Linked DNA regions of Homo sapiens: regions 1, 2, 4 and 5 are each linked to region 3. A link is an interaction called in ENCODE POLR2A ChIA-PET data of the cell type or tissue named here. Cell type or tissue: PC-9. All regions are shown on one strand. Region 1 has its middle 11 kb from the start of FAM3A. Region 2 holds the start of SLC10A3 (solute carrier family 10 member 3). Region 3 overlaps FLNA (filamin A). Region 4 overlaps G6PD (glucose-6-phosphate dehydrogenase). Region 5 holds the start of RENBP (renin binding protein).

Region 1 (4,000 bases), 160 kb after region 3:
TGACCTCTTTAGCTCGTTATTCCTTCTTGCATCTCAGATTGTTCCATCTAGTACTGGGTTTCTTCTGCTTGAGGCACACACTTTTTGGTGAGAAAATGTTGGTGGCAAATTCTTTGCTTTTGTTTGCACTTCACCATCATACTTGAAAGATTTTTTTTTTTTTAAGTCGGAGTCTCGCTCTTTTGCCCAGGCTGGAGTGCAGTGGCACAATCTAGGCTCACTACAACCTCTGCCTCCCGGGTTCAAGTGATTCTGCTTCAGCCTCCCACGCAGCTGGGATTACAGGCAAGCGCCACCATGCCTGGCTAATATTTGTATTTTTATTACAGACGGGGTTTCACCATGTTGTCTAGGCTGGTCTGGAACTCCTGACCTCAGGTGATCCGGCCACCTCGGCCTCCCAAAGTGCTGGGATCACAGGTGTGAGCCACCACGCCTGGCCAGCGACCATCATGCCCAGCCAGCCATCATTATATCTTCAAGTTTTGCTTCTGCCATACTTGCTGTCTTCTGTTTCTGTGAAATCAGTTAAATGTATGGAACACCTTCTCATTCTCCTTGCGGCTTCTTCCTCTGTCTTTAGTGTCTTCCCTGAACTTGTCTTTCTGGGTTGTATTCTGAATACATTCTTCTGAGCCAGTTTTTGGTTCCCGCATTCTCTCTTTGATGTTGCGTAATTTGCCACTAAACCAGTCCATCTACTTTTAAACTTACTAGCTCACATTTTACCTTTTTTGAGACAGGGTCTCACTATGTCGCCCAGGCTGGAGTGCAGTGGCTTGATCTTGGCTCACTGCAACCTCCACTTCCTGGCCTCAAGCGACCCTCCCATCTCAGCTTCCTGAGTAGATGGGACTACAGGCACTCGTCACCACACCTGGCTAGTTTTTGTATTTTTTGTAGACGTGGGGTCTCACCATGTTGCCCAGGCTGGCCTAGAACCCCTGGGCTCAAGCAATCTGTCTGCTTGATCCCTCCCAAAGTGCTGGGATTACAGGCATGAGCCACTGCACCCAGCTGTCCCACCACGACTTATTATTTCATTAGATCTGGTTAAGTACGGTTATTTTATGTCTGGCTAACAATTCCAGCGCCTGAAGACCTCACGATCTGTCGCTATTGCTCATTGTTTCTCTTGCAATGTTGTTTCCTGGTGCGCCCGGTTATCTCTGATGATGTGCTTGCCCTCATGCTTTAAAAAGTACCTGTAGGAGGAAGGAGTCTCTCCTGAGAGGGTTTGCTCTGGGTTCTGTCAGACAGGCAGAACCATCTGCATTGGGGAACTGCCCATCCAGGACCCCTTAAGCCAAGTGAAAGGCTTAAGGTTCCATGGTCAACCCTGGGAATTTGAACCCTGGGAACTTGAACCCTGGGAATTTGAACCCTGGGAATTTGAACCCTGGGAATTTGCACCCTGGCTCAGTTGCAATTCTGGGTTTCCTCTCAGTATGATGGGGCAGCAAGTTGGGGGCCTCAAGATTTGATTTCTGTCCTCTTCGCTTTATAGGGCTGTCAAGGAAAAGTTCCTGGGTGGGCAAAGGCAACTTGGGGGTTAATTTGTATCATGGGGTCCTAGTTTTCTCTGAAAATTTGGCCTTGCAAATGTGTGTGTGTGTGTGTGTGTGTGTATGAGTGTGTGTGTGTATATATATATATATTTATATATATATTTGAGACAGGGTCTTGCTGTGTGGCCCAGGCTGGAGTGCAATGGTGTGATCATGGCCCAAGTGAACCTCCCACCTCAGTCTCCTGAGTAGCTAGGACTACAGGCATGTGCCAACATGCCCGGCTAATTTTTGTATTATTGTAGAAACAGGGTTTCATCATGTTGCTCTGCTGGTCTGGAACTCTTGGGCTCAAGCAAAATGCCCAAAGTGCTGGGATTACAGGAGTGAGACACTGTGTCCAGCCATAGAGTCTCACTGTCCTTACAGAAAGCCAGAATTCAGTCTGCTTCTTGTTCCCTCAAAGCTTCCTCGAAGTGTTCTAGTGGAGGCGAGCAGTGAAGCTCTAGGAGGCAAGAGGCCTTCTCAGGGACCCCAGCTTTGGCCTGTATGTCTGGGTGTCGTCCTGGACTAGTCTGATCACGTCTCACAGCTGAGTTTCTCAGCTTCTCCTCCTGCAGTACAGGAAGGACAATCCCTTCCGACTGCTTCTCACAGGGAGAGGGCAGTGGTGAGCCTAGAAAATAAAGGCCCGAAGCCAGCCCCGCCCCATTTGTGCCTCTCCCTCCTCTCCTTTTCTGCTTCGCAGAGCAGACAATGCAACAGTCGCCCCCGCCCAGCTCAGCCTGAAGACCCCTTCTCCACTCCCATCCCTTTCTGGCTCAGCCACCCGGCAGTGGGCCAGGTTCGGATGGAGGGAGGGAGAGGAGCTGGAGAGAGTTTTAAGTACTCTCTGGGCTTCTCACATTGCTGGCTTCAGTGGTTGCTGGACGCAAATTGATGTGATGTCAGACACCGGCAGCAGAGAAGGAAGCTAAGGCATTTGGGTCTGTGCTGCTGTGGCACCTGGGACTCAGTGTGAAGGGATCAGGCTAGGTTTGAAATTCTCTTCCGGCTTAATAATTTGCAGGTCTGGGCTGGGAGGTAAAGCTCTGAGTACACTGCGAGTGTCAGGGGTCCGGCAGGGGGGCTCTTTCCAGCTCCTACCCACTCCCGCGTGGGGTGAAACCTTGAGAGATGAGACACCAATCCAGGGCCTCTGAAGACCCACGAGGTAGAGTGCACTTAACAGTAAATTGTGGGCTGGGTGCGGTGGCTCTTGCCTGTAATCCCAGCACTTTGAGAAGCCTAGGCGGGTGGATCACGGGGTCAAGAGATAGAGACCATCCTGACCAACATGGTGAAACCCCATCTCTACTAAAAATACAAAAATTAGCTGTGTGTGCTGGCGGGTGCCTGTAGTCCCAGCTACTTGGGAGGCTGAGGCAGGAGAATCACTTGACCCCAGGTGGTGGAGGTTGCAGTGAACTGAGATCGCGCCACTGCACTCCTGCACGCCAGCCTGGCGAAAGAGCAAGAGTCTGTCTCAAAAAAAAAAAAAAAGAAAAAGAAAAAAAGAAAAAAAAAAAGAGTAAATTGTGGCCAGGTGCGGTGGCCCATGCCTGTAATCCCAGCACTTTGAGAAGCCTAGGCGGGTGGATCACGGGGTCAAGAGATAGAGACCATCCTGACCAACATGGTGAAACCCCATCTCTACTAAAAATACAAAAATTAGCTGTGTGTGCTGGCGGGTGCCTGTAGTCCCAGCTACTTGGGAGGCTGAGGCAGGAGAATCACTTGACCCCAGGTGGTGGAGGTTGCAGTGAACTGAGATCACGCCACTGCACTCCTGCACGCCAGCCTGGCGAAAGAGCAAGAGTCTGTCTCAAAAAAAAAAAAAGAAAAAAAAGAAAAAAAGAAAAAAAAAAAGAGTAAATTGTGGCCAGGTGCGGTGGCCCATGCCTGTAATCCCAGCACTTTGGGAGGCTGAGGCGGGCGGATCACGGGAGTTCAAGATCAGCCTGGCCAGCATGGGGAAACCCCATCTCTACTAAAAATAAAAATTAGCTGGGCATGGTAGCGGGCGCCTGTAATACCAGCTACTCAGGATGCTGAGACAGAAGAATTGCTTGAACCTGGGAGGTAGAGGTTGCAGCGAGCAGAGATCGTGCCACTGCACTCCAGCCTGAGTGCCAGAGCCACACTCTGTCTCAAAAAACAAAAACAAAAACAAACAAAAAACCCGGTAAATTGCGGGGCCGAGTGCAGTGGCTCACGCCTGTAATCCCAGCACTTTGGGCCGCCAAGGCTGGGGGATCACCTAAGGTTAAGAGTTCGAGACCAACCTGCCCAACATGATGAAACCCCGTCTCTACTAAAAATACAAAAATTAGCCAGGCGTGGTGGCGTACACCTGTAGCCTCAGCTACTTGAGAGGCTGAGGCAGGAGAATCACTTGAACCCAGGAGGTGGAGGTTGCAGTGAGCCGAGATCACGCCAGTGTAGTCCAGACT
Region 2 (4,000 bases), 120 kb after region 3:
CCAGGCCCTCTGCGGCTTAGGAGAACATCCCCACTGGTGCTGTTGGGTTGTCCTGAGAAGGGTTCATGGGTGGGTCCCAGTCCTGTGCTGTCTTCCTTGATGGCAGGGCTGTCCCTGAGGAGGTAAGGGACACAGAGAGGCAGCTGGTGAGGGTCACTTACCCTGGAGGCCTTGGTCCAGCCATGTGTCTTACCTCTGAAGAGGGAGGCAGTCAAGAACCCAGGAGCATGGGGATCTGGAAGCCCACTGCTAAGAGTAAAACTCAGCAGGGACCCTTGCCCCACACTCAGGAATGGAGAGGCAATGCCTAGTGATGGCCCTTGAGTGCCATTCAGCTGTGGCTCCCTGGCCCACTCTACCTGCCCCTACAGTGACTCGATGAAGGTCCTGCTGGGAAGCAGGTCCTCCCTCCCCAGGGAAGTTGCCAGAAGGGGCGGCAGGAGTGGATCAGACAGAGCCACATGTCTACTGGGGGGGTTTCTCCTCCTTTTGTCAGAGCTCCCACTGGGCTGAGACTTTGACCTCCCAGAGCCACTGCGTTACATCTGAGAGGCTGTGCTCAGAGTGCAGGGCTCCTTCCCATGCCCACATGCGCCCCTACCAGAGCCTCAAACTCAGTGGAATTATGAGTGTTTCTAGCGGCCAGCAACACCCCCTTCCACTTCTCAATCTGGGCAGCGACCACCGTAGTGTCACATCACCTGCTAGAACTGGGGCAACCAGGATGGAGACACAACAGCTTTACATCACCCCTGTCAGTTGCCTCATGCACTGTTGTGTCCCAGTCCTAGAAGAGGACTGCCTCTATAGATCCTATCCGTCTTTGGCATTGGCCTCCCGTCATCTGAGACTGGGGTGAGGCAGAAGTAGGGAGCAGAGGTTAGGTTAAGCCAAAGGCTCATCCCGGCGAGCCTCCCCTATCCCTAGCTTAGGATGACATGGCCTCTGCTGGCTTGAAGTTCGGGTCACTTACCCTGGAGGCCTTGGTCCAGCCATGTGTCTTACCTCTGAAGAGGGAGGCAGGAAAACCAGTGGGGTGGGAGAGGCAAAGTACAGGAGCTAAGATGAAGGCACCAGGACTGAAGCCACCGGGGTGATACAAACCAGCTCAGAAGGGAAAGGCTAGGGGCCATCCACCCCATGCCCCATCCCTCCAGTAGGGCTGGCGGCTCTGAGTCACTCCAAGAGGGGTTTGGCCCAGATCCCACACCATTTCTGCTTGAGGGGCCGACAGAGTTTGAGCAGATGCACCCACAAGGCAGGGGAGGGAGTCCCGGCCCTTCCAAAACGGCCAAGTGTTCGGGGTAACTGGCAGTGCTAACAGGGGCTCCTCCCTACCTGGGAGTCCGGAAGTTGTCGGACGGGTGGCTAGCAGAGCTCGGGCGCGAACCTGGGAGGGAGGAAAGGAAGGGCACGCCGCCGTCCCACAGCCGGCGACCCGCTCGGGCCGTCTCGGAGTCTGGGGGGGCCCCTTACGCCATTCCTGGGCCCCGCGGCCCCGCCAGGCCTCGCAAACGCGCGGCGGCGGCGGCGGCCCTTCCCTGCCAGGCCCGGCCGGGCGCCCGAGTGGGCGATCGCGGAGCAGGGTCGGGGCCAGAGGCCGCCTCCCTTCCGGAGGCTCTCACCTGCCACAGCCACCGCGCAGCTTAGCTGCAGCGTCTGCCTGGCCGGCAGTCGCCCGCGAGCTCGGCCTGTCAGGGCCCCGCCCCACCGAAGCCCCTCCCTTCCCCGCCCCGCGCGTCAGGGCCCCGCCCCCCCCTCAGCGTCCAGCTCAACTCCGGCTGCTCGCTGGGCTCCGACCGGTTGTGACGTCTCTGGGAGTGACGCGCCGGCGCGGGCGCGGTGCGGGTGAGCTGGTCGGCGCTTGGCGCTGCCTGGACCAATCGCTTGGCAGCGCATCTGAAGCTGTTGTGATCGCTGGGGCGACCCGCTCTGGGAGGGAGCCCCAGGCATTCCCGATTACGCTGCGACCTCTAAAGGCAATGGGACAGAGGGTTAGACGTTAGCAGGGCTGGGTGCCCGGGGTTAGGGTTTTGGCCACGTTGCCGCTCAAGGTGCCCAGCCCTGGGGCCCCAGGGTTGAGTTTGACCGACCTGGACGCCAGGCTCTGTGCGGAGTTCCTCCTTTCGTTCAAGTATTGACCGAGCGCCTATTTCTATTTTATGTATTTATTTTCTGAGACTGAGTCTTGCTCTGTCACCCAGCCCGGAGTGCAGTGGCGCGATCTCGGCTCACTGCAACCTCCGCCTCCCTGCAACCTCCGCCTCCCGGGTTCAATCCATTCTCCTCTCTAAGCCTCCCGCGTAGCTAAGATTACAGGCGTCCGCCCCCGCGCCCGGCTAATTTTTGTATTTTTAGTAGAGACGGGGTTTCACCATGTTGGCCAGGTAGGTCTCGAACTCCTGACCTCGTGAGCCACCCGCCTCGGCCTCGCAAAGTTCTGGGATTACAGGCGTGAGCCACTGCGCCCGGCGTAGGCCAGTTTCTATACTGTGGAACATTAAGTGGACTTGTCTGCTTTTCCAAACTTTGGCGCCACTAGCAAGGTGCAGAGGCTTTGTGGTAAAGGAAGAGAAAGAAGGCAGAAAGTTGGGGAAAAATATGATGGGAATGTGTAGAAAGAAGGTCGGAAGGCAGTACAGAAGACAGTACAGAGTTGGGGGGGGGGGGATCATATGTTCCCAAAGCTTATTGGTGCAACTGGAATCAATCTGCACACTTCAACCTCTTGTCAAGACTGTGATGGAGTCGGAGGTATTTGCCCCGGGTAGGTGCACAAGACGCATGGTTGCAGATGTGGAAACAGAACAGAACAAAACCACCCACGTCTCTAATGTTTCAAATGAATGATATACATTTGTTTTTATTACTTATTTATTTATTTTTGAGACAGGGTCTCGCTCTGTCGCCTAGGCTGGAGTGCAGTGGCACAAGCTCGGCTGACTGCAACCTCCGCCTCCCGGATTCAAGCGATTCTCCTGCCTCAGCCTCCTGAGTAGCTGGGATTACAGGCGTGCGCCACTACCACCCGGCTAATTTTTATATTTTTTAGTAGAGACAGGGTTTGCCATGTTGGCCAGGCTGGTCTCAAATTCGTGACCTCAAACGATCCACCCGCCTCAGCCTCCCTAAGTGCTGGGATTACAGGTGTGAGCCACCGTGCCCAGCCAAATAATATACTTTTAATAAATTTATTGACATTTAAATTTATTTTAAAACTTTATTTATTTATTTAGAGACAGGGTCTCGCTCTGTTACCCAGGCTGGAATGCAGTAGTGCCATCATAATCACTGCAGCCTCGAACCCCTGGGCTCAAGCGATCTTCCCACCTCAGTATCCCAAGTAGCTGGGACTACAGGAGCATGCCACCATGCCCAGCTTAAAAAGTTTTTTTGGCCGGGTGCGGTGGCTAATGCCTGTAATCCTAGCACTTTGGGAGGCCGAGGCGGGCGGATCACGAGGTCAGGAGATTGAGACCATCCTGGCTAACACGGTGAGACCCCGTCTCTACTAAAAATACAAACAAATTAGCCGGGCGTGGTGGTGGGCGCCTGTAGTCCCAGCTATTTGGGAGGCTGAGGCAGGACAATCTCTTGAACCCCGGGTGGGGGGAGGTTGCAGTGAGCCGAGATCGCGCCACTCTCCTCCAGCCTGGGCAACAGAGTGAGACTCCCATCTCAAAAAAAAAAAAATTGATTTTTGTGTGTGTTTTACAAAGTTCAAGTTAGTATGTGCGTATAATATGAGCAAATATACATATGCTGAGGGTTGTTACAAGGGTTTGATGTGTGGATGATCAAAAACATTTGCAGCCATAGCTCTCAGCCATTGTTTAGCCTCCAGGGATCACTAAGGCAGAAGCGATTTGTGTGTTTGTACTTGGTGTTCTGGAAAGGTTGTTCTGTCCCTTTCAAATGGGGTTGAAGGGTCCTGATGGAAGTAGACAGTATTTAGACTAGGACAGGTGAAAGGGCTGGACTAGGCACATGCTGGGGCTGA
Region 3 (4,000 bases):
AAGACCGCTGGATGCTACCTCCCCGAGGACCCCACGCAGCAGGCTTCTGTGACTGGAGGAACCTATTAGCATTCTCTTGTCGTTTTCACTAGTCCCAAAAACCCACTCTTGTCTGACTCTTGGGTGGCTTGATCACCTAGCCGCCATGTAACCCAAGACCCCTGGGGACCGCCACGTTTAGATGGGACACTGTCTTATGGGGAAGACGTTGGCACACGGGTGCACCCCTGGTGGGGCTCCCTCACCTGGCCCGTAGGCACGGGCTTTCTTCGGGTTCAGTTTGGGCCGCAAGGGAGCCCCTGGCTTCAGCTTGGCCTTGGGGAACTGGGACAGGTAGGTCATGACAGAGTGCTCGTCCACGTTGGGGTCCACAATCTCCTCGGGGGTGATCACCTGTCACAGGCAGAAAACAGGAGCCATCGGGCCTCCGAGTCTCTCCCAACTGCCGATCCGGTCCCCTACAGCTGTAGCCAGGCCGGGCGGGTGTACCTGGGGGATGCCCAGCCAGTCATCCGCCTGCTGCATGGCCTCTCGCGCATTGGTAACGGGCTTGCTGGCGTCCCAAGAGTCCCAGTCAGGACACAGGCCTGTGGCGCAAGGGAGGCTGTGAGTCTGGGGGCCGCAGAACCCCCTCAAGGGCCACCCATGGGTGACCCCAGCCCAGTCTCTCCTGCCTCTGCGCCCCCTCACCCGGGGCACAGCTGTCCACCAGGGCGCCCAGGGCCCGGCCGCTCTGCCAGTCCCGGCTGAAGTTGGTGATGGGCAGCTGCGGCAGCTTGTTCTGGATCCAGCCCAGGAGCCTCTGCTTGGGGGTCTGCTTCTTGGCCTCCTCATCCTCCTCCTCGTCCCACATGGGCATGGAGATGGAGTAGTGCAGGATCAGGGTCCAGATGAGGCCCAGGATCAGCTTCAGGTTCCCGTCCACGATGGCCTTGCTGTCTGTGAGTAGAAGAGTGGCCACGCTGGGCACACGGCTGTGCGGGAGGGGCCGATCCCAGGCTTTGGGGTCAGGGTCTGGCAGCACGGGGTAGCAGGGGCCAAGGAGGAGGTAGACACCCCCTCTTGGCCAGTGGTAGGATGTGGATGAGGCCCTCTCTGCCCAGGGTCCCAGGGGGTGTTCAGAGGTGAAGGAGACTTTGGGGTGAGGGCAGATACACACAGACACACACACACGATGCCAGCAGGGTATGATTACTGCCAGAAGCCCTGGGCCCAGAGGAAGGGCAGAGGGCAGACCCAGCCTGCAGATGGGCAGCTCTGGAGAACAGCTGGACAGTGTCCACAGCTGCCAGAGCAGGGGTCCGCCACACACCTCAGGGGCCTATGGGGAACCAGGAGGAGGAGGCTGACTCCAGCTGGCCCAGAATCCAGGGCCCATGACCTGGAGTGGGGCTGGGGCTGAGGAAGAGGAAGGTGGGTGGCCCTGGGTGGTTGGGAAATACAACTGTTGTTCCAGGGTGGGTGGGGTGAGGCAGGGGAAGTGGGGGAGTTGGGCAAACGCCCTTTGGGTGAGGGATTGTGACCCCCGCCACCACCCCCACTTCCTCTACCACCTCGAAGACTCAAGCTTGGAGTTGGGAGGCCACAGGCCTAGCCAGGGGAGGGGCCCAGAGCCCAAAGGAACCAGCAGTTGGGCCACATGGCCCTGACTCACTGGGGCCCATCGGGAGATGCCGGGGTGGCAGCAGGAGACACTGGGAACCCCCTTGCCACCCACTGCCTGACCCACTTGCCACCTAACGGGCCTCTGGGCCTCGGCAGGCTCGCCACAGGGGAAGTGGTTAGGGCGGGTCCCTGACACCCCCCATCACCATGGCAACCCTGCTGGGCTCTGGGCCCCACCCAAGGCTACTTCTGGGTCTCAGGCTCAAGGCAGGATGGCTCATCTTTAGAAGCCCTGTCAGCCTCCCCCATAATCAGACAAAATACTTCTCTGGTGAGTCAACTAGGGGGCGGGCCTATGAGGAGGGGCTGGGCTGTCCATGGCAGCTGCTTCCCAGCCCAGCAGGCAGCACCTGGAGGGCCAGGTGAGCCGCTCAGAGTGGCCTCCCCAGTTCCCAGGTTGGTCCTGGCCCCACGAGGCTGCCTTTCACTCTCCCCAAATGGCAGCAGGGAGGGGGACTCGGAGAGGACCAAGGGTGCAGGGCCAGGGAACAAGGCCAGCCAGGGCTTCCCATCAGGCCCCCACCCCAGTCCAGCCTCAGACCCCTCAACGACCCCCACACGGGGAGCAACCAGGCCCACCAGGTCCATGTTAGGCCAGCCTACTCCGTCCCCATCCCCCTCCCAAAAGAGAGAGGGAAGGACCAGGGCCCAGGGCTGGGAGACTGTCTGGCTGGATGGCCCCGCCCCATCCCACCCCCCTTTCCCCAGCCCCTGGGCCAGCCAACCCCTCCCTCCCCTAATCACTGCTGCTTTCCAACATTTTTTTGCCTTATATGGCAAAGCTCTGGGAACTAGGCCTGCTCCAGCCAGCTCACAAGGAGGAGGGGAGCTGGGAGGAGGGAGGAGACCCCCCCTAAAGAGCTGGGGTGTGGCCCGCCTCCCCACATCCGGTCGCCCCCCCTACCATCCAGGACTGAGATGACTCAGCTTGGCTAGACTGAGGCTGGGACTTGTGGGGGTGGGCCTGCCCCTCGCCTCAACTGGCATTCCAAAGAAAGAACTTTGGTTCTTGGGATCTGCCCTCTGAGTGGCTGGGGGAACCCAAGTCTTGGTCCCTCACTTTCTTGGGTTCAGCAAGGGCCATTCCAGGGCTGCAGGGTAACTGGAAGGCCTCTCAATTCTGAAGAAGAGAAGACTCATCATCCCTCTCCTCTCCCTGTTCCACATCACCCCCGAGTCACCCATTCTGGGGCCTGCCCTCTCATGCAGCCCCTATCTTGAGAACGAATTGGGCTGCTGCAGCAGGCCTGGTCAATGCCAGCCTCTCCAGTCCAGTGACACAGACACTGGGCTGGCACAATGCACGCTGGAGCATCTACCAACCAACTCCTGCGTGCTACACGCAGAAAAGCAAGGCCTACATGGAAGCAAGAGTTTGGCCCAAGATGAAGAGAAAAGTTGGCGTCCAAGTAGTCTACAAGCCAGGTCTCTCAGTCAACCACGCCCAACTCACCCCGGGTGCAGTTTTGCTAACTATGCTTCTTTCTGGCCCCCAGGTTGCCTGTGTGTGTGTGGGGGGGTAGATCTAAACTGGTGGTTGGAGCCATCTCCGATGGGCGACCCATCCTCCAGGGACACAAAGAGCCCAGAGCCCCAGACAATGGGACGCACGAGCTCCAACCCACACTTCAGAACCAACGGGCCTCTGAAGGCCAGAGGGCCCTCTCTAAACAGCTGTGGGGGGAGAGCCCGGGCCTCCTCCTCCTCGGGGACGGGGCGCAGGGCCAGGAGCCTGCCCAGTGCCCGACCCCCCAGGCCCACTCCCACCGCGAGCACAGCCGCGGAGGCGCGGCCTGCGGAGGATGTGAGTTCAGCCTGGGCGCCGGCCAGCCGGGGCGCAGCGGGCGGGGGCGCGTAGCGGTTCGCACGCCCGGCCGGCCAGCCAGCCAGCCCGCGCGCCTTTGTTCTGCAGGCCCGCGTGGAGCAGAGCAGCCGGAGGCCTCGGGAGTTGCGCTGCGGCCCGGAAGGGGGTGGTTTGGAGGGGTCCGCCCGGGGAGATGGAAGGACGCACGGAGTCCCCGCCCCCGCCCGCCCGGCGCTTCGGGGCGTCCCTCACCGATGGACACCAGTTTGATGCTCTCGCGGTCCAGGAACTCGAGCGCCACCGACACGTTCTCAAGCTGCATTTGGCGGAAAGTGGGCCGCTGGTTGTGCTTGCGGTGCATCTTCTTCTGGCTGAGCACCTCCAACAGCGCGATAAGCCGCAGCCCGTCGCTCAGGTCCGTCTGCAGGTTGGCGATGCGCTTGCTCACGCACTTCAGGTGCTCGTTGCACCAGCGCGTGAAAGTGTTCTGCTGGATCTTCTTCCACGGCGCGTCCTCCGCCAGGTCCTTCT
Region 4 (4,000 bases), 170 kb after region 3:
GAAAATGGCTGAAGTTGAGCTGTGAGGTGGTGCGGGTGCTCCCTCTGATCAAGTGAAACACACACCTATCCTGTGACCTGGCCGTTCCACCCCAAGAGAAATGAAAGTGCAAGTCCACACAAAGACCTGCACACGAATGGTCACAGCAGCCTTGGTTCATAGCGGCCCCAAACTGGAAACAAGTCAAACACTTGAATTAACATGTGACCCGGCAAACTGTGCATTCATACAACGGATACTACTCAGCAACACTGGGAAATCTCAGCATCAGAGATGCAACCCATTGTGACAGAAATCAGATCAGCGGTTGCCTGGAGCAGGGCAGATTGGCTGGGAATGGGTACCCAGGAACTTTCTGGGGAGATGACGATGGCCTTTATTGTGATGAGGGTGTACAGCCAATTGTACAGTTAAGATTTGCGCACCAACAAAAGACGGCGAGAAAACCAACAATGGAGCGGAGGGTGGGGAGTGGGTCAGAAATGACCCTTTGAGGGCCAGTGACTGTGAGAGCCCCAGGTGAGGGGGCTTCCTGGGTGCAGAGCATATTCTGTTTCTTGATCTAGGAGCAGTTTCTGTGGCTGTGCTGAGTTTGTGAAAAGTCATCAACAAGCTAGACCTGCACCATCTGTGTTCTTCATGACATGTATTTCTTTTTTTTTTTGAGACGGAGTCTCACTCTGTCGGCCAGGCTGGAGTGCAGTGGCGTGATCTTGGCTCACTGAAATCTCCACCTCCTGGGTTCAAGCCATTCTCCTGCCTCAGCCTCCTGAGTAGCTGGGACTCCAGGCACCTGCCACCACGCCCGGCTAATTTTTGTATTTTTACTAGAGATGGGGTTTCGCCATGTTGGCCAGGCTGGCCTCAAACTCCTGACCTTGTGATCCACCTGCCGTGGCCTCCCAAAGTGCTGGCATTACAGGCGTGAGCCACCGTGGCCGGCCCATGACATATATTTCAATAAAACATGGTAAAAACTAATAGTCTGGGCGTGGTGGCTCATGCCTGTAACCCCAGCACTTTGGGAGGCTGAGGAGGGTGGATCACCTGAGGTCAGGAGTTCGAGACCAGCCTGGCAAACATGGTGAAACCCCGTCTCTACTAAAAATACAGGCCAGGCGCGGTGGCTCATGCCTGTAATCCTAGCACTTTGGGAGGTTGAGGTGGGTGGATCACGAGGTCAGGAGATTGAGACCATCCTGGCCAACATGGTGAGACCCCGTTTCTACTAAAATACAAAAAATTAGCTGGATGTGGTGGTGCGCGCCTGTAGTCCCAGCTACTCGGGAGGCTGAGGCAGGGGAATTGCTTGAACCTCGCAGGTGGAGATTGCAGTGAGCCAAGATTGCGCCACTGTACTCCAGCCTGGTGAAAGAGCAAGACTCCATCTCAAAAAAAAGAAAAAACAAAAATTAGCTGGATGTGGTGGCAGGCACCTGGAATCCCAGCTACTCAGGAGGCTAAGGCAGGAGAATCACTTGAATCCAGGAGACGGAGGTTGCAGTGAGCCAAGATTGCGCCACCAAACTCCAGCCTGGGTGACAGCAAGACTCCATGTCACGAAAAAAAAAAAAAAAAAACACATGCTCTTCGAAGCAATCAGGCACTGCAACCATGGATGGGTCCATTTCTACAAACCATTACAGAATGGGGGCCATGCCACCAGGTCAAACGCCCTCACCCAGAGCCAGGCAGTTAGGAAGCCACCACAGGGCTTCCAGGAGGGCAACTGCTATGGTGTGGGTGCCTTGTGTGCTTGCGCTCTTCAGGGGCCCTGCTCCACTTCTGATGCTCCTCAGGTGAGCTCGGTGCCAGGACTACAGCGACACGGACCTCTCACTGCTGCACCCTTCAAAGTCCAGCAGACAACCCCTCGCCCTGGGGTAGGAGCTCCTCTACTCAGCTCCTCACAGCACCTGCCATCAGTGGGGCTGGGGAGGGGAACGTTGCCCATGTCACATCAACTCACGGCTGGCCCCACACAGAAAGGGTCAGCTTACTGGGAACTAACTGGACCCTGAAATAAACGGAAAGAACCACAGCCTGCAAATACCTCTAAGCCTCACTCAAAGCAGGTCATGTTTGCTCATGACCAAATTCCGGAAGACTGGGAGGCATCGGGACAGACTCCAGAAAGGTACTGGTGGCAGGGGACTGGTCTGCTGAGTCACAGCAACCCCACGCTCCAGGCCGTTTGTTCCTGCTGCTCCCTTTGGGATTAACTAGAGATTGAACCGGCTCACCTTGTTTCAGCTCAGGCCCTGCAACCGACCGACCGTCTGCTGGGCTCCAAGTCACCTGAGAGGCGAGGTGAGGTAAGACGGACAGTAGGGGTGGGGTAAGGCAGGCCGCTCTCTCCCATGGTGACAGGGAGCTAAGCTGAGCTGAGCCGGACTGAGCTGCTCTCCTCAGGACTCAGGGGTAGCCCTGCCCTCCCAGCTGGCTGCGATGCTCTAGTGGGACTTTCTGGAGGAACAAACATGGGAAGACATCGGGAAACCTGACAGCTTGGTCAAGAGTCTACTCGTGCCATGTGGGTGGGGGCAATTCAAGGGGTCCTTAGTGAAAAGCAGTTGGGAGCTTCTCATCTTCCCCACGCCCTCCTCTTTCCTGAGGACCACAGCAGGGGAGGGATCTGCCCAAGGACACAAGGTGACTTAGTAGAAGCAGGGCATGATGAAGATCTCTAGCCACCAACATCTGGCTAGGCCAGGGCAAAGGGACCTGGGCCATGACCTGTCTGTTTTATAAACCGAAATCGCTGCAGCCCTTGTCTTGGCATGAGGGTTTCATGGTAGAGCACGATGCCTGCTGGAGGGCCAGCGGGGGTGGGCCATCCCATCCCCAAGGGTCACTGGGGTTAAGGACCTGCCCAGACTCCCTGGGTGGAGCCCTGGGCCTTGGCAGGGGCCCAGCTGGTTCCTGGCCACTGGGGCCAGAGAACCTGGGGGCTGCTGAGTTAGTTCAGCTGAAAAACCAACAAAAGGGCCTCCCTGCTATACCCGGGGGCTCATGAGTCACCGGGGCTTTGGGGGAGTGCCAACATCATCATGACACAGCAAGAATCTTATCAGACCAATGGGGAAGTCAGCCCAGAAATGTTCTGAGGAAAGGGGAGGCGGGGGCCGCTGGGTCATCCCTCCCACAGGCCCATCATTGGGATGCGTCCTGAACGCCCATCAAGCCCATGGCCCTTGTGATCCAGGTGGGGAAACTAAGGCCCAGAGAAGTGAGGACCCCGCAGACTATCAATCCCAGTCTCTTCCCCTCACTCCCTGTGAAGCTCTCCAGCATCATCGAGGTCCCATCAGGTGGGGAAAGATGCTGTTCCAGGCGCACACTAGTCTACAAGGCCAGAGCTTTCTGGAAGGGGGCAGTAAGTACCTCGGCTCCCTTTCTGGTAGGGGTGGGAGTCCTGAGAAGGCAGGAAGTGGCCCACTTGGTAACTCTGAGGTGCCATCAGGGCCCCCAGGAAGGAAGCTGGGTGTGTGGGCAAGTGTGAGGTAAGCTGGCCAGGGAGGAGGAAGGGACAGAGGAAGGCCACGTGGGTCCAGCCTGCCCCAGGGTGTCCTGCTTGCCCAGGCTGTGGGTCTGCCAGCCACTTGCCTGCTTTCAGTTTCTAGGTCATGCTGAGCTTGTTCCCAACTCGGGGCTCCGGGCATTTGCTCTTCCTTCTGTGTTTGTGCTCTCCCGGCCCTCTTTGTGGGATCTATGCGCTTTGGGGGACTGGGGACACAGGGCCCATGTGTATCTTCTGAAACACACGTCAGCCTGAACTCTTGCTGGTCTGCTTACTTGCCGTGGTTCCCTGGCCGCAATAGCACATAGGTCCCATGAGGAGGGCAGGGACTGGCTGCTGTGGCCCAGAAGTACCCAATCGCTGTCTGCTCAATGAACGGAGAATGGGCTGCTTTCCTGGAACAGCAGATTCTAGGATCACGTGCCCTCAAGTGCCACCCTGCCTACCTCCCGCACCGAGTGAGGCATCAGGCGTGGAAGA
Region 5 (4,000 bases), 420 kb before region 3:
GCTACATCCTGTGCCATCCCCCTGGACACGGCCCTGGGGTGGGAGAGCCAATTCCTCTCCTGAACCCAGAGACACCTTCATCCAGGGCCTACTTGGGGCCTGGCACCCAGCGTCCAGTAGGGGCCAGTCAGATCCGCCCCACTCTGCTCCCAGTCTGGGGGTGCAGCCCCTTCCAGGCTGTGGGGTCAGGGTCTGGCAGCACAGGGAGCCCAGGGAGGAGGGAAGGGCCTTTTCCCAGTTGGGGGCAGGGCGTGGATAGGGCCCTCTCCGTCTGCGCCCCTGTGGGGGTAGGGGAGCGTTCAGAGGTGAAGGGGACTTGGCCCACAGATGGGTCCATGGGAGGGGACTTGCGTAGTGAGTGGGAATGCATCAGGTGGCCATGGCAGGGTCGCAGGGTGGGGTCTTCAGGGGCACCCTCCTCTCACACACCTGGTACCGCACTTCCCCTGTGGCTCTCCACAGCTCGTTCATGGCCATGGTGTAGAAACACTCACTGAAGATGGTTCGCTGCACCTTGACCGGGCGGCCGTCCCGAGTCAGCACAAAGGCACACTTCTTGCCAGGAGGTGCCACCCGGGCATACCGCAGCAAGAACTCACCACCTGGAGGTTGGGGGGTTGGCATGCCAGGGGTAAGGCCAGGACGCCCCGCACACACCACCCTTGAGCCTCCCCAAGTCCTTCGCTGCTTCTAGATCCCTCTAGGAACTCCGCACATGTGCCCTGTTGAGTAAACATGGACGGAGTCACTGGGAGATGGGCAGGAAGGGGGCACCTACCTGCTTTTGCTGCGTCCAGAAGCTGAGCATGGCGGAAGCGCTCGAAAGTGCGGTACAGGCGACAATACATCCATACCTGCGGGGTACGGGAGGGAAAGTGGCTTAAGTGGCCGGCTGGGGTGAGGTGGGGAGACCTTTGAGGCGATGGGCCGTGTGCCTGAGCTTCCAGGCTGGGAACACCATACCTGCCTCCCCTGCAGCCACACATACTTGAGGTCATCATACACCCGCCCCTCGCGGCCAAGGCACGTGAAGAAGCCCCTGTGGGAAGGCAGGGTTAGCAAAGTCTGGAACGGGCCTTGCCAGCCCCTCCTGCCCCTCTGGGGCCAGCAAATCTGTGAGGTGCCTGAGAGTGAGAAGGGGCCTCAGGAAGGGCAAAAACCCTGCTGAGGACTCCAGAAGCACGCCGAGTACCCGTGCTCCTGGTCGTGGGAGTGCTCCATCCAGAAAGCCACCACGCGGTCCAGCTCCTGCCCCACGCGCTCCTTCCAGGCCTGCAGAGTCTCTCGCTCTTTCTCCATGTCCTAGGGGAAATGGGGCTTGAAGGCGCAGCCCCCACATGGGACCTAGGCCCCCCCAGCCTCGGGAACCAGCCCTCAGGGATCTCCCCACCTCTGCACGGGGCTTCAGACGTCACCATCCCCGGGACCCTCCAAGACAGCACTCCCCCCAAGCACCCCACCACTGGCCTGTCGCGCTGGGAGACCCTTGCTCATCCCTCCTGCTCCTCTAGGAAGCCAGACAGAGTTGGTCGCGGTCCCGTGACTGTCACTCAGCTGACACAGCCGCGCCCGGCTCACCCTCCCCCTCCTCTTCAGGGTTCCGCTGGGCCTGGGGCGGGGCTTTGAGCCCGACCCCCGCACTTGTTCCTGCCGCGACCCTCCACTCGAATGGGCCAGTCCCTCCAGGGCCCCTGCTGGGAGCTCTGGTCTCAAGATCCTGCTTGGTGGGAAAAGCTGGGATGGCCGGAGGGTCTGGGATGAGGGGGAACGGGGCTGCCACCCACCCCGCCCTACACCAGGGGCCCCGGCAGGGCGGCTGAGGGCCTTGGCCCTACCAAGCCTGTGGGGCAGGGGTGCAGCAGGACAGGGAACAGCTAGTGGGCCTGAATGCAGAGGTCCCTCTGACCTGTCACCACACAGGGTAGACAGGAGGCAAGTTCTGTTTTTGTTGTTGTTGTTGTTGTTTGTTTCTTTGTTTTTTGAGACAGTGTCCTGTCGCCCAGGCAGCTCACTGCAGCCTTGACCTGCCAGGCTCAAGCGATCCTCCCACCTCAGCCTCCTGAGTAGGTGGGACCACAGGTGTGGGCCACCATGCCTGGCTAATTTTTGTATTTTTAGTGGAGACAGGGTTTTGCAATGTTGCCCAGGCTGGTCTCGAACTCCTAAGCTCAAGCGATCCTCCTGCGTCAGCCTCCCAAAGTGCTGGGATTACAGGCGTGAGCCACCGCACCCAGCCTAGCAAGTCCTCTCTTTTGAATCAGTTTGTCACCAACTACCTCAACAGTCAGTAATGGGCAGCCATTGGCGCTAATTTTTTTTTTTTTTTTCCCAAGATGGGGTCTTGCTCTGTCGCCCAGGCTGGAGTGCAGTGGCATGATCTTGGCTCACTATAACCTCCGCTTCCCGGGTTTAAGCAATTCTCCTGCCTCGGCCTCTGGAGTAGCTGGGATTACAGGTGCCTGCCACCATGCCTAGCTAATTTTTTTTTTTTTTTTTTTTTTTTTTTTAGTAGACGGTTTTTCACCATGTTGGCCAGGCTGGTCTCAAATTCTTGACCTCGTGATCCACCTGCCTCGGCCTCCCAAAGTGTTGGTATTACAGGTGTGAGCCACCGCGCTCGGCCTTGGCACTGACTTCTTTACACAAGTGACACAGCTCTAAGGCCAGACAGTAACTGCAGGTAACAGCCCACACCCCCCTTCTCTGGGCCTGTTTTCCAGCTGCCCAGATCTGTCTGTAGCTCTATGACTGACCCGATGATGCTACAAGGCAGCTGGGCTGAGGTGGTTCCTACCTTCCAGGCCAACAGTGCACAAAATGGGTTCCAGCCTCTGGGCGTGGGTACTGCACTGCTGGTCTTTGATGCCACAGTGGCTGTCTCAGTCCCTGCTGCAGGCTGACCCACCCAACCCCAAACAGTTCCCCTTTGGGGTGCTTGGTAATGAGGCTGATGCCCTGGCAGCTGGGGAGGCATCCTCTGTGTGCTCCCACCCACCCTCGGCCTCGGCTCATGCTCAGGGGATGAGCTTTGTGCCCAGCCGGGCTGTATCTACCTGCCCTGCTCACAGGCCTGTCATGTTCACATTCATGTCCAGCCTCCCTCCTGCCTCCCCAGACTGAGTGGTGCCCTCAGACGGAAACGCGGTATTTTCAGATAAACACCAGAGGCATGACTGATGTGGCCCTTGCCTTGTGGAGTGTGATGCAGCCGCGGTGAGACAAGTGAGCTGAAGGAATGCGGAGGGTGGGTAGCCCCACAGGTGCCAGCTACAGAAGTGGGGTAGGAAGAAGCCTTGTACCACCCCCACCAGGCGAAGCGCCCACAACGCCATTTGCCAAAGGTATGGCAAATCCGCAAGGCCCCTCGGTTCTGGGGCCAGCCCCATGTGGCCCCTGGCCTCCACCAGCCCCAGCCATGACTCCTACCGCTCTGCTCTGAAGGACACTTTCCCACCCCTCTCCTTGGGCCTCTGCGAGGCTAGGCTCCAAGGCAGGTCACAGTTGGTGCGGTGGGTAAGACAGAGCCATGGCTCCTGGTGTCAAGCCCTGGCCAGTCTGCTTCCCCCCACCCCCACATGACACAGCAGACCCCACAGGACAGAGGCTTCCCAGAAGAGGTCGCATTCGACAGGGCCTTGCACACACACCCATGCCACAGGTGGAGACACGGAGGCTTTGGTTACTCCAGGAGCTTCTGGTAGCGGAGTGCCTGGGTGCTCTGAGAGGAAGGCTGGGCAGTAGAGGTGTGTAGGGGAAACAAAGGCAGGCGGCAGGGGCTTGGAGGGGGCGGGGAATGCAGGTGCGCCAGGAGCACCAGGCCCCAGAAGCAGGGTGTCACTCCCCTCAGACCCGCCTAGGCCTGTGCTGCTCCGGCCACCTTGCCCCGGAGCTTTCTGGGCCTCCTGGTACAAATTCAGCCCACGGGATCCCAGCTGTCCTACCGACCCAGCTGCTAGGTGGTCAGTCTGGATCACAAGCTCTTGCTTCTTCCCCTTGGGGG

Evidence for each region. ChIA-PET counts read pairs that join two places held together with the same protein. Peaks named below come from ENCODE experiments on the same cell type or tissue, not always from the same donor. Only the 100,000 strongest peaks of a DNase experiment are listed, where the experiment ranks them.
Region 1: POLR2A ChIA-PET joins it to region 3 with 27 read pairs; 16 of 35 experiments call an interaction of 5 or more read pairs at or near these places.
Region 2: POLR2A ChIA-PET joins it to region 3 with 14 read pairs; 16 of 35 experiments call an interaction of 5 or more read pairs at or near these places.
Region 4: POLR2A ChIA-PET joins it to region 3 with 12 read pairs; 19 of 35 experiments call an interaction of 5 or more read pairs at or near these places.
Region 5: POLR2A ChIA-PET joins it to region 3 with 11 read pairs; 4 of 35 experiments call an interaction of 5 or more read pairs at or near these places.

Annotation. Positions count from the first base shown.
Region 1 is chrX:154,525,136-154,529,135 of GRCh38, forward strand. No RefSeq gene overlaps it. Among named protein-coding and RNA genes, the nearest start is that of FAM3A, 11 kb to the left of the region's middle. RefSeq lists an enhancer at 1,709-1,858. In PC-9, CTCF peaks have their summits at 2,135 and 2,334; DNase peaks (open chromatin) are centred at 666, 2,176 and 2,426; H3K27ac peaks cover 1,042 bases.
Region 2 is chrX:154,488,969-154,492,968 of GRCh38, forward strand. SLC10A3 (solute carrier family 10 member 3) reads right to left here and starts at 1,661. Exons shown (of 2, transcript NM_019848.5): 1 at 1,339-1,661; 2 at 1-114. RefSeq lists a silencer at 1,384-1,893. In PC-9, no CTCF peak of the experiment used is centred here; a DNase peak (open chromatin) is centred at 1,833; H3K4me3 peaks cover 2,114 bases; H3K27ac peaks cover 693 bases.
Region 3 is chrX:154,367,152-154,371,151 of GRCh38, forward strand. FLNA (filamin A) reads right to left here. Exons shown (of 48, transcript NM_001110556.2): 2 at 3,722-4,000; 3 at 691-939; 4 at 490-587; 5 at 246-393. Among named protein-coding and RNA genes, the nearest start is that of FLNA, 5.5 kb to the right of the region's middle. RefSeq lists enhancers at 1,228-1,755, 1,695-1,834, 1,756-2,281, 3,864-4,000 and silencers at 2,275-2,354, 3,295-3,594. In PC-9, no CTCF peak of the experiment used is centred here; DNase peaks (open chromatin) are centred at 1,930 and 2,500; H3K4me3 peaks cover 2,379 bases; H3K27ac peaks cover 1,918 bases.
Region 4 is chrX:154,539,077-154,543,076 of GRCh38, forward strand. The region is part of intron 2 of G6PD (glucose-6-phosphate dehydrogenase); the gene reads right to left. It also overlaps a transcript of IKBKG not described here. Among named protein-coding and RNA genes, the nearest start is that of G6PD, 5.8 kb to the right of the region's middle. RefSeq lists enhancers at 2,458-3,657, 3,530-3,789, 3,660-4,000. In PC-9, no CTCF peak of the experiment used is centred here; DNase peaks (open chromatin) are centred at 2,215, 3,025, 3,535 and 3,915; H3K4me3 peaks cover 2,374 bases; H3K27ac peaks cover 3,900 bases.
Region 5 is chrX:153,943,117-153,947,116 of GRCh38, forward strand. It overlaps RENBP (renin binding protein), which reads right to left and starts at 1,527. Exons shown (of 11, transcript NM_002910.6): 1 at 1,468-1,527; 2 at 1,193-1,302; 3 at 964-1,039; 4 at 779-854; 5 at 430-602. The coding sequence starts at 1,494. RefSeq lists enhancers at 1,370-1,499, 1,679-2,442 and a silencer at 1,710-1,769. In PC-9, no CTCF peak of the experiment used is centred here; no DNase peak of the experiment used is centred here.